Linked DNA regions of Homo sapiens: region 2 is linked to region 1. Evidence: read pairs that join two places in POLR2A ChIA-PET (ENCODE). Cell type or tissue: K562. All regions are shown on one strand. Each heading gives the region's core, and the rest is flanking DNA. Links, peaks and the distances in the headings are about the cores only.

Evidence for each region. Peaks named below come from ENCODE experiments on the same cell type or tissue, not always from the same donor. Only the 100,000 strongest peaks of a DNase experiment are listed, where the experiment ranks them.
Region 2: POLR2A ChIA-PET joins it to region 1 with 5 read pairs; 3 of 35 experiments call an interaction of 5 or more read pairs at or near these places.

What each region holds. Positions count from the first base shown.
Region 1 is chr22:39,968,377-39,973,739 of GRCh38, reverse strand. It overlaps GRAP2 (GRB2 related adaptor protein 2), which reads right to left. Exons shown (of 8, transcript NM_004810.4): 7 at 4,207-4,329; 8 at 19-2,835. The coding sequence ends at 2,656. Among named protein-coding and RNA genes, the nearest start is that of TMA7B, 11 kb to the right of the region's middle. In K562, for the core only: no CTCF peak of the experiment used is centred there; no DNase peak of the experiment used is centred there.
Region 2 is chr22:39,623,570-39,628,932 of GRCh38, reverse strand. The region is part of intron 4 of CACNA1I (calcium voltage-gated channel subunit alpha1 I); the gene reads right to left. Among named protein-coding and RNA genes, the nearest start is that of CACNA1I, 55 kb to the right of the region's middle. RefSeq lists enhancers at 913-1,461, 1,462-2,011, 2,435-2,729. In K562, for the core only: no CTCF peak of the experiment used is centred there; DNase peaks (open chromatin) are centred at 2,572 and 3,132.

The sequences.
Region 1 (5,363 bases), core at 771-4,770:
GGGGACACATGCGGAGGGGCTCCCCCTGGCAGCACCAGAGGCTGAGGGGGGTTGAGCTCTCTTTCCCCCTCCCCTCCATAATGTGGACAGTTTGGTTCTTGTCCTCTTTACCTGGCCGCTAAGAGCCCTCATTCCTTGTAGGTGGTTTGGGTGACTTTCCCGCTTCCTTCTGAATGGAGGCTGATGAGCAAGGGAAAGATGCTTTGGCATCTCAGTACAAAATACTCTTCAGTAGCTTTTGCTACAACAGAACACCGAGCTCCAGGGGTTCTGAAAGCTCTGCTCATACCGCCTGCCTACGGGGTCAGCTCCTGCAGGCCGATGACCCCTGTCACCCCCTGGTCTCGTTCTCACTCTCTACCTGAGGGGTATGCAACGCAGACACCAGACACGGCCTGGCCAAACAAGGACACTTTGTTTTATTACTGCTTTCCTGAGAAGCCTTTCAAGGCACAAAGTCTCCACCAGAATCGAATCACATACCTCCGTCTAACTAGAGCTGGTCCTCCCACATCATCAGACAACTGGATGGAGTTTGTGGGCTGTTTAAAGCATATGGTTTGTAAATACTGTAAAATCAAACATTACTTATGGCTTTTATTTACTGCAGCATTTCACATTACCTAGCACCAAAATAGCTGAGGAGGTCTTCTCTGCCTTTGTTCTTTCTCCTGTTCTTTTCCTTATGCTTCTTTGCTCCCTGCCTTCCGCAGCAGCGGTTTCTCTGCTCTGATTCTTCCTCTCCCCACTGCCCAGCCCTCCTCCTGCACCATCTGCCCACCAACTCCACACCGTTCTCTTCCCTGGCCCCACTCACCCTCTCCCTTTCCTCCCCCTGTGCCTCTCACGCTGCCCCTTGATCCTCCTGGATGTCTTAGCTACCTTTCCCTCTCTCTGCTTTCACTTCCAAAAGCTGCAGGTGCTCCTTACTCACACTCGACTCCCTCCTGCCTCCACCAGGCTATTTTCTTTTCCCTCCCAATACCCACCACAGAGTTCCTTTTTTCCTCTTTCCTCTAAAGGAAACATGAGGATCAGAGAACTGTAGAATCACAGTCACAAGGGACACTGCTTGTGCTACACTGGCAGTCACTTCTGAGTCAGAAAATCTTTCTTCTCCGATCACCTTCAATAACGGCTGCCCCCAACCCCATCCCTCCTTAGAGCAAGAGAGGTTGGGGAAGAGAAAACTTCCAGGCTCCCTCACCAACACTTTCACCCCCTTTCCTGTCTCAGCACACACACAGACACACAGATGCATGCACGCACATGTCCACACATGCAGGAATGCACACATATGCATACACAAGCACACATGTATACACACAGGAGTGCACAAATATGTGCGTGCAAGCACACATGTGCACACCTGCAGGGGTACACACCCATACCCACAAACTCCGAGTGCACTTGGTGCAGAACGGGTTTGCACCCGGCCTCCCCTAAGGCCCTGAGCTTCCTCTCTACTGTCTCCTTCGCCCCTGGCCAGGCTGACCTGTGCTGTGCACCTCCAGAGTGAGCCCTTGGACACATGATTCTAGCGTGATGGGATGGAGAGCGACAGCCATGGTGGGGTTCCTTGCTCCAGGTGCAACTCTTGGGCAGCAGGAGGACAGCAGTGGTCAGACTGAACAGGAAGCTGGTGTCAAAGCCAGCTTCCACCTGGGGTCATGTTTAGTCAATCAATTCATAGTCAGGCTCCTATCATCAAGTGGGCTTCTTTCCATGCCACTGGGCAAGGCATCTTCAAAAGAGAAAATCAAGAGGGAAAATGAACAGAGCCCTGAAGACATACCCTTGTAACCATAAAACAATGACTGTAAAATTCAGCATTCTCAGCTAGAGCTTCTTCAAGCACTTTACGGAATGTAGGATGCTATTTCCTTCATAGCTGGGGAAACAGAGGTTCCACTGAGTAAGCTGCTTGGGGATTGTGGAAAATCCCTCGATTTCCCAGTACTTCGCTCCTCACATTGAAACATTCATTTGAAAGACCCAAGGAATATTAATTTGAACAGAGATGAATGTCTCAGCTAGGTGTTGACTAGGAGGCCAGCCTTGCACAGGCAGGGTCTCTCCAACCCCGTCCTGCCTTCACATCCCCGCTCAGACTCGCTTGGCTGCCCGCAGCACTGGGCTGCACCTTAATTCCTAATGCAACAGTGCCCACCCCTTGGAGAACAGGAGGAGAGCTGCTCTGCAAGCCCTCCAGGTGAGCGGGGCTTGCAGGTCAGCTAGAACGTGCCCCACCAAGTTCAACCCCACCCTGTTGTTCTGTGTCCAGTGCCGAGGTGTGGTCTCTGCTTAGCTGTTCTCCGTGAAAATTCCCAAGACAAGGAGGAAGCAGTGACAGCTGAAGGCCAGGACAAAACTCCATTTCATTTCCCTGCCCCCCTCCCAACTCCCCCACTGCCTTCCACACACCCCTGAGGGGGGCAGAAAAGCAAGTGTCAATATTATTCTCCACCTGAGTTCCCTTTTGCATCAACTAATTACCAGCCCAATTGCCAATAAATTACTAGTATAAAAAGTTGTGTGTGTACACAGGCAGATGTAGATAGATGTATGTATATATAGTCATGGAGTCCAGCCTTTTTTCCTTGCCCTCTTTCTTGTGGGCAGCTCCAGACAAAAAGCTTCTGTCCCCTGAAGAGTTTATCGGGTCATGGGTGCCACGTAGTTGGCAGGGAAGAGGCCCAGCTTGTTGTGCAGGCGGCCGGTCCACCAGGATGGGTTGGAGCTATCCAGGACCTCCACCACCTCCCCGCTGTGGAACCCCAGCTCGTCATCCTCCAGGGCCTCAAAGTCATACAGCGCCCGGGCCCACCGCACTCGCTGTTGGGGGAAGCACAGAAGAGGCTCTGCTGAGCTGTGGGCTGGGCAGGCAGGGGAGGGTCTGCTGGCTCCTCCCACCACATCCAAGTCTTTGAGAGCAACATTCCCTGAAGGCTGACCCCTCTGCAGCTTAAAAAAACTTTTTTTGTAGAGATGGGGTCTTGCTATGTTGCTCAGGCTGGTTTTGAACCCTTGGCCTCAAGAAGTCCTCCTGCCTTGGCCTCCCAAGTAGCTGGAACTACAGGTGTGAGCCACCATGCCCGGCTACCCTGCTGCAATTTAAATCAGATACCTATGCACAGGCCTGAGCAAGAAGTTCCCAGAACGCACCAGCGTCACTCTGGAGACCCAGGACTTTTACCAACAGATGTTATTGTCCAAAGCCCCAATAGACTCCCTGAGAACCACTCTCTCCACATCAATAGGTGGTATTTTTATCTTGAGTGACAAACAGAAGGGCAACATGCCCCAAACAACAGCCCTTGGTGTTAGGGCAATCAAGTCACAAGTCAAGATGGATCACAGGCCAGGCACGGTGGCTCATGCCTGTAATCCCAGCACTGTGGGAGGCTGAGGTAGGAGGATTGCTTGAGCCCAGGAGTTCCAGACCAGCCTGGGCAATATAGCAAGAGCTTATCGCTACAAATAATATACCTAGCTACTTGGGAAGCAGAGGCAGGAGGATCGCTTGAGCCTAGGAGTTTGAATCTGCAGTGAGCCATGATTGTGCCACTGCACTTGAGCCTGGGAGACAGAGTGAGACCCTGTCTCAAAAAACAAAAAAAAGATGCAATGATAAAGGCAATGGTAAAGGACTATGATAAAGATGATAAAGAACTAGAACTGAGAACTATGAGAACAGGGAAGGCCTGGCACCAGACTGAGATCAACAGACTGGACGGTGCTGGCTCAGCCCCAGGCCTCCCCAAACATTCCATCACCTCTCGTTGATCTGTGTGTGCATTTTTGTTTTGTTTTGTTTTGTTTTTTGAGACGGAGTTTCGCTCTTGTTGCCCAGGATGGAGTAAAATGGCGCAATCTCGGCTCACTGCAACCTCTGCCTCCTGGGTTCAAGCAATTCTCCTGCCTCAGCCTCCCAAGTAGCTGGGATTACTGGCATCTGCCACCATGCCTGGCTAATTTTTGTATTTTTAGTAGACGTGAGGTTTCACCATGTTGGCCAGGCTGGTCTCGAACTCCTGACCTCAGGTGATCCACCTGCCTTGGCCTCCCAAAGTGTTGGGATTACAGGTGTGAGCCACCGTGCCCAGCCAGATCTGTGTGGTTTGAGTCTCTCCTGCCTCATCTCCTCCATTGACCTCTGTCCCAAGGCCTTTCCCCAGGGATCCCAGAGAAGGACAGTTCCCATACCCCTGCCGCCTGGAGCTGCACTGGGTCTGTGTGTCTCCGATGCATGAGGGCCGCATTCATTTCACTGCCCAAGCCGGTGCCACAATGCCCATCATTTATGTCAAGGCTGCCTCCTCGGCGTTCCTAGAAACATACAACAGAAGACTGGTCACCCCACTGCCAGGACATCTCCCACCGGTTCCCCCAGTGCCTTGCTCAGATGCCATCCACAGAGCCGGTATATTCCAGGAATACTTACTGATAATGACAATAAACCCTCCACGTTGAGGAGGACCTAAGGTCTAAAGGCACCTTAGATTCTGAAGGCAAAGAAGGCAAAGGCAGGTTTTATTTATTCAGTCAAGAAATATTTATCAGGCACCTACCATGTTTCCAGTAGCAGACACAAGGGAAATATAGCTGGAAAGAGAAGGTCTCTGGCTTCATGGAGCTTCCATTTAGAGGGGGAACCATGCACATTTAAGTGGTAAGTGAGCAGAGAGAAGAAATGTCTGTATCTGCCCGGGAAATCAAGGAAGGCTTCACAGAGGAGGTCATGCTTGAACTCCAGCTTAGAGGGGTAGGACTGCCCAGGGAGGGGCTCATCAGGCAGAGAGATCAGCATATAAAACGCCACAAAGGCATGAGAGGAAACGCAATGGACCATTCGGGTAACTAAGGCAGCGTGGGGGGTTGCTGGAATGTGTGTTTGCACGGGGAGTTGGCAGGGAGGCAGCAGGGACGAGGCTGGGGAAATAGATTCTGGCAGCTCACAAAGGACTTTGTGTGCCCTGCTAAGGAATTCAGGAATGATGTTATCTGGCCGTATTGTCCATCTCAGTAAGCCGCCTGAAATCCCATCGGGAACAAGGGTGGAGGGAGATAAATAAGTAATAAACAAGGCTCTGTTGTGGGTATTAAGCCTTTTTCTCTTGTGGATCTGACAGCCAGATGGGCTAAGGGGCATGAATAGATTTGGAATTGTGCTGATAGGAAAATGAAGCAATTGTTTACTGGGTCCTCAGGGGAAGTGTGTGTGTGTGTGAGTTTAAGTGTGTGTGTGTGTGTGAGACAGTGTGTGTGTGTGTGTGTGTGTTCAGGTGGGAGCCATTTAATTCATAGAGATGTCTTTGCCAAGAACAGTTTCCCTATTTCTGCCATTTGGGGGGGTCCAGGGT
Region 2 (5,363 bases), core at 691-4,690, 340 kb after region 1:
GCCCAGATCAGTCCAGCCAGGCCAGCTCAAGTAGAAATTGCCAGACGCGTGCCAGCCTCTGCCAGGGCACAGCCCGTGGCCCAGAAGAGTGGAGTCGGGGCGAGGGGAGCCGAGGCTGTGGCCTGGCCACTGGGGGCCACTCTCCCTGGACTGGCCAGGTCAGTAAAGGGGCTGGGCGGCTGGGAGAGGCCGTCTGCTGCTCCTGCCATTGCCGGCGCCAACTAATCAGGAGCACAGTGGGCACCAAGAGGCCTGGCCAGGCAGCAGACAGCCAGCTTGCCGGGGTCACAGCTGCCGGCCCAAGGCCCAGCCAGGGAGGGGCCTGTGGGCTGGTGGAGGGCCTTGGTGCCCACTGCTGAGAAAGGAAGCCAACCTCAGCCAGCCAGCAGCTCACTTCCCCCATCCCAGGAGAGGCCTCAGGTCCCTCCCAGAGCTGGCTGCGCTCACACCCTCGGGGGCTGGCCCGGCTGTCTCACTGAAGGTCCCCCCACCTGCTGTGCCCCAAACCACTCCTAGGCATCCTTCAAGTGTCCTACCACCCCCTCCTCTGGGAAGCCTCCTCCTAGACCAGGTAGGCACCCTTTCCCATCAGCCCCTGCCCCGATCAGATCAGGCGTCCCACTGGCCTGCAGCTGTCAGCCTTTGGGGAAGGGGCTGTGCCTGATCTTGGCCCCACATCTGGCCAGGGTCTCGCCCAGAGAACCCCCGGTGGATTTTACTTTGGATGAATGATGGAATCGATCCATGAGTCAGTTAATCCACACAGTGGCCCAGTCCTTTGATCTGGTGGCCTGTCCAGGACACTCCCTCCCTCCGGATTTGTAGAACAGAATGCAGAACTCGACCTGAGGGAGGGGGAGAGGGAGGCACTGCCTTTGCCCTGCCCCACCCCCAAGCACTTCTCCCTGCAGGGTCCAGGCTGCTCTTTCCTGTTCCCAAATCCAGCGCTCGCCAGATGCTCTGGCCAGATGTTCTCCCACCCACCCAGCCCCACCTCTTCCAGGAAGGGAGCAGCCCTGGGGAAACTGGCCCCCCTCATTTCATCTCCCCATTTCTCTCCCTCCTTCCCTCTCTTCCTTCCCCATGGGGGCTGTCAGGCCTTTCTCCCTCAGGATGAAGTGGGAGCCCCTTGTGGGTGCCTAAAACAGACAGCCCTGAAGTCCAAGGTGTGGCCTGGTGGGGGCTGACAGCCCAGTAGCTTTCCTTCTGCTCTCCCCAAGCCGAGAGTAAACACATGCTTCAGGCGAAAATGCCGACACTTCCACGCCAACTATTTCAAGGTGCATCTCTCAGAACTGTCCAACAAATGCCCCCCAAGGCCCTTCCAAGAAGGAATCCTGAGGCCTTCCTCGCCCCTCTTCAGCAGGGCTGGCCTGACCATGACCCTGGTTGGGCAGGCACCTGGGCAGGAAAGGGCTTGGCCTGGGGCGTGAGGGTTGGCACCCGCTGTGCACTAACCACAGTGCCATCCTGCCCGGCCCCCTTTCAGAGATGTGTGTGCCGTTCGGGGCGCTGTCCACAGGGGCGTCTGCACAGGATCCTGCAGACTGTGCGGCTGATGCTCTCCCTCCTCTGCCCTGGCCCCCCGCCTGCCTCGTGGCTTCAGCCCGAAAGGGGATCAGCACCACGAGACCTGTGCACCCCAACAGTGAAAGGCACTCAGAGGTCTGGAGCAGACCAGGCTGAGGGGGGAGATGGAAGGAGAGAGGGCCTCGAGGTGTCACTGCAGCCCACGGGACCTCTCTCCTTTGACCCTGGAAGTGGGCAGGGGTGTTTCCTGATGTCCTGCAGACACTGGGGACGGGAGTGGGTGTCTGGCGCCTACACGCTAAAAGAACGGAAAGGAGATACTGACACAGAGTGAAAAGCTGTAGGGTCAGGTGAACACGGGTTCAAACCCTAGCTCTGTCCCCAGCCAGCTGTGTGGTCTTGGGCAGACTAGTCAACCCCTCTGCCTGCTTCCCCATCTAGAAAGTAGGTGTCACAATGCCACTAACTTCCTAAAGCTGTAGTGAAGATGAAATGACACTGCCCATGTAAAGCACTGTGATGAGCTTGTCACAAGCACTTGATAAACTTTAGCCACTTATCAGGCGGATCTCAAGGTCCAGAGATCAAGACCATCCTGGCCAACATGGTGAAACCCCGTCTCTACTAAAAATACAAAAATTAGCTGGGTGTGGTGGCACACGCCTGTAGTCCCAGCTACTCAGGAGGCTGAGGCAGGAGAATCGCTTGAACCCAGGAGGCGGAGGTTGCAGTGAGCCGAGATCACGCCACTGCACTCCAGCCTGGCAACAGAGCAAGACTCCGTCTCAAAGAAAAAAAAAAACTTTAGCCACTTATGATTATAATTAACTCCCTAGAAGATGTGAACAACCCTCTCCTTTTCCCGCCACGCAGTCCCCTGCCCACCCACACGATGCCCAGCCCAGGATGACACCTCCACTCCACCTTTGCACATGCCAATCTATCTGCCAGGCACACCCTCTCCAACCCTCAGCTGATGAGTGTCTTCCAAAACCAGCCCCTGAGAAGACGTCCCTGACACTCTACGTCCACCCTCACTACTCCCAGCACCTTATCTAGCAGCAGCACCTGCGGATCGCGTAGGCACACGAGGCTGTGCACGCAGCTCTCTACACCCACGGTGGCATTTCAGCCTTCCTAACCAGATGGACATGGGTATTATTAACTTCTCTTGAGAGCTGGGGAAATAGAGGCACGGAGAGGCACGTGGCTTACTCAGGGTCCCACAGCCAGTGGGTGGAGGCCCTGGGACCAGAACCTGGCCTGACAGCACAGAGCAAACCTCCAGCTGGTTGTGCAGCCGAGGGGATGGCAGCCTTCCCCACAGCATTGTCAGGGACTGTGAGCTCGGGCTCAGGGCTGCCCCTGAGCTCCCCAGGGTCTGCCTCGCCCCTGCGCCACAGCCTGGGTCGGGGGAACTATCACCTCTCTGGCCAGGCCTTGGCAGTGACTGCCCTCGTTTCTTACTGGAGAAAACAGCACTTTTCATATGTAAATGACTCAGGCAGTATGCTTAAGGAAGCAAGGCAGTGCCTTGAGAGATGTACAGGCTGGGGGTGGGGTGGGGCGGGGGCACATTTAGAGATAATTCAGCCCCATCTTGCCAAGGCCCAGAGAGAGGCGGTGACTTAGGAAAGGTCACACAGAGAGGAACCAGAACCCAGACTCCCAACTCCTAATTTGGCGCTTCCTTCCTCCCTCCCCAACCACCTCTCTGCTGTCTTCCTCTCTTTATCCATCAGAGGCTGAGTGGCCTGAACAAGGACCTGCAGGGGTGGGGTGGAGAGACATGTATTTTATACGATTCTGTAAGCAGCACCATGATGTCCATGTCCCCCGCTCATCCTGGACAAAGTTGAGAGCCACGTATTTAATCCAGTTTATCCTCCTGCTTTGTTTGTACGAGTAGGGAAACCGAGGCCCAGAGATGCCAAGGGACTTCTCAGGTCACACAGCAGGCATATGGCAGAGCTAAGACCAGAACTTTTATTCTCTGACCCACACTTGCATCTTCCTGGTTGTTCATGCTGGAGCTTTGCAGCCTTTGCTGTATTTTTAAACCGCAGGCAACCAGCCCACTCCTCATGGCTTTGCAATTAATAACCCGTCATTTGACTGCGCCCATCACCAGCTCTCTAGCTTGCCCTCTAGAAATGAGACTAAAAGCTACGGGCTACTGTTGAAAAGACTGTGTCCCGGCTGGGCACGGTGGCTCACGCTTGTAATCCCAGCACTTTGGGAGACCGAGACGGGTGGATCACAAGGTCAGGAGTTGGAGACCAGCCTGGCCAACACAGTGAAACCCCGTCTCTACTAAAAATACAAAAATTAGCTGGACGTGGTGGTGGGCACCTGTAATCCCAGCTACTCGGGAGACTGAGGCAGGAGAATCTCTTGAACCGGGAGGTGGAGGTTGCAGTGAGCCAAGATCATGCCACTGCACTCCAGCCTGGGTGACAGGGCTAGATGCTGTCTCAAAAAAAAAAAAAAAAAAGACTGTGTCCCAGGGCAGAAGCAGCTCAAACCATAAGTAGGAGAAATGTCTGCAGGAAAATCATATTTTAAAAAAAAGAAAATAAAAAAACCAGGCAACTATGAAATCTCTCTAGGAAGCACTTCTGAGAGCCTGAGCCACCCCTTCCCCACCTCAAGTCACTAATCCCCTGGTGGCTCTGGGCAGGGGACCTGGCACCTGAGGACAAAACTGTCTGTCCCGCGAAATGAGGGTTAGACCAATGGACTTTAAGCCCCACGTGCTCCAACAGCCTGCGGCTCCCGCAGAATCGCCTGTGAGTATCTGCAGGGCCCTTCCAGGGGAACACCAGCTGCTGGAGGGCCAGTGCTCCCAGTAACTCCCCAGTGCTGGTTCTGAGAGAACCAGGCTGTCCTCTGAGAAGCGGAATCAGGCTCAGGGGCGGGAAGCCGACACTCCCCCAACTGCCCAGCGGTGGCCACTAGCAGGAGGAGACCCTGAGGAAAGGCTCGGAGCCCGCTCGGAGCTCCTCTGTAATTGGAGCGCAGGGGGATGTTGGGCACAGGGTCAATCCCTGCCTTCCCAGAGGCCAGGGCAGGCTGGTGCTGGGGACCGGGAGTGTCCTCCACCTCCGGGGAGCAGCTTAATGAACTCCCCACACAGCAGGAGAGGAACCAGGAGGAGCAAAGAGGACCTGGAGGGAGAGGCACAGGCGCCCACACACACGTGCAAGGCGCACGCACGCTCTTCACACACACACACCCTCACAGGCACACACATGCTCGCTACACACACACTCTTCATACACACACCCTCACAGAGACATACACACTCTTCACACACGCGCTCTCACAAACACACCCTCACAGGCACACACATGCACTTCACACACATACCCTCACAGGCACACCCCTTCATGGACACACGCACGTTCAGAGGCGCACACACACCCTTGACACATACACACCCTTTCACACACACCCTCACAGGCACACACACAAACACGTCACACATACACCCTCACAGGCGCACACACACACTTCACACACACACACCCTCACAGGCACACCCCTTTATGGACGCACACACGCTCAGAGGCACACACACACTCTTGACACGTACACACCCTTTCACAGACATACACACCCCCACAGGCACACATAGGCTCATAGACACACGCATGTTCACAGGCACGCATACTTTCATAACACACCTCCTCACAGCACACACACCCTCACAGCCACACACCCCTCACAGGCATACCCCCTCGCAGCACACATACACACACAGGCACACACACACACAGGCACACACACCCTCACAGGCACACACACATCACAGCAAACACTCTCACAGGCAC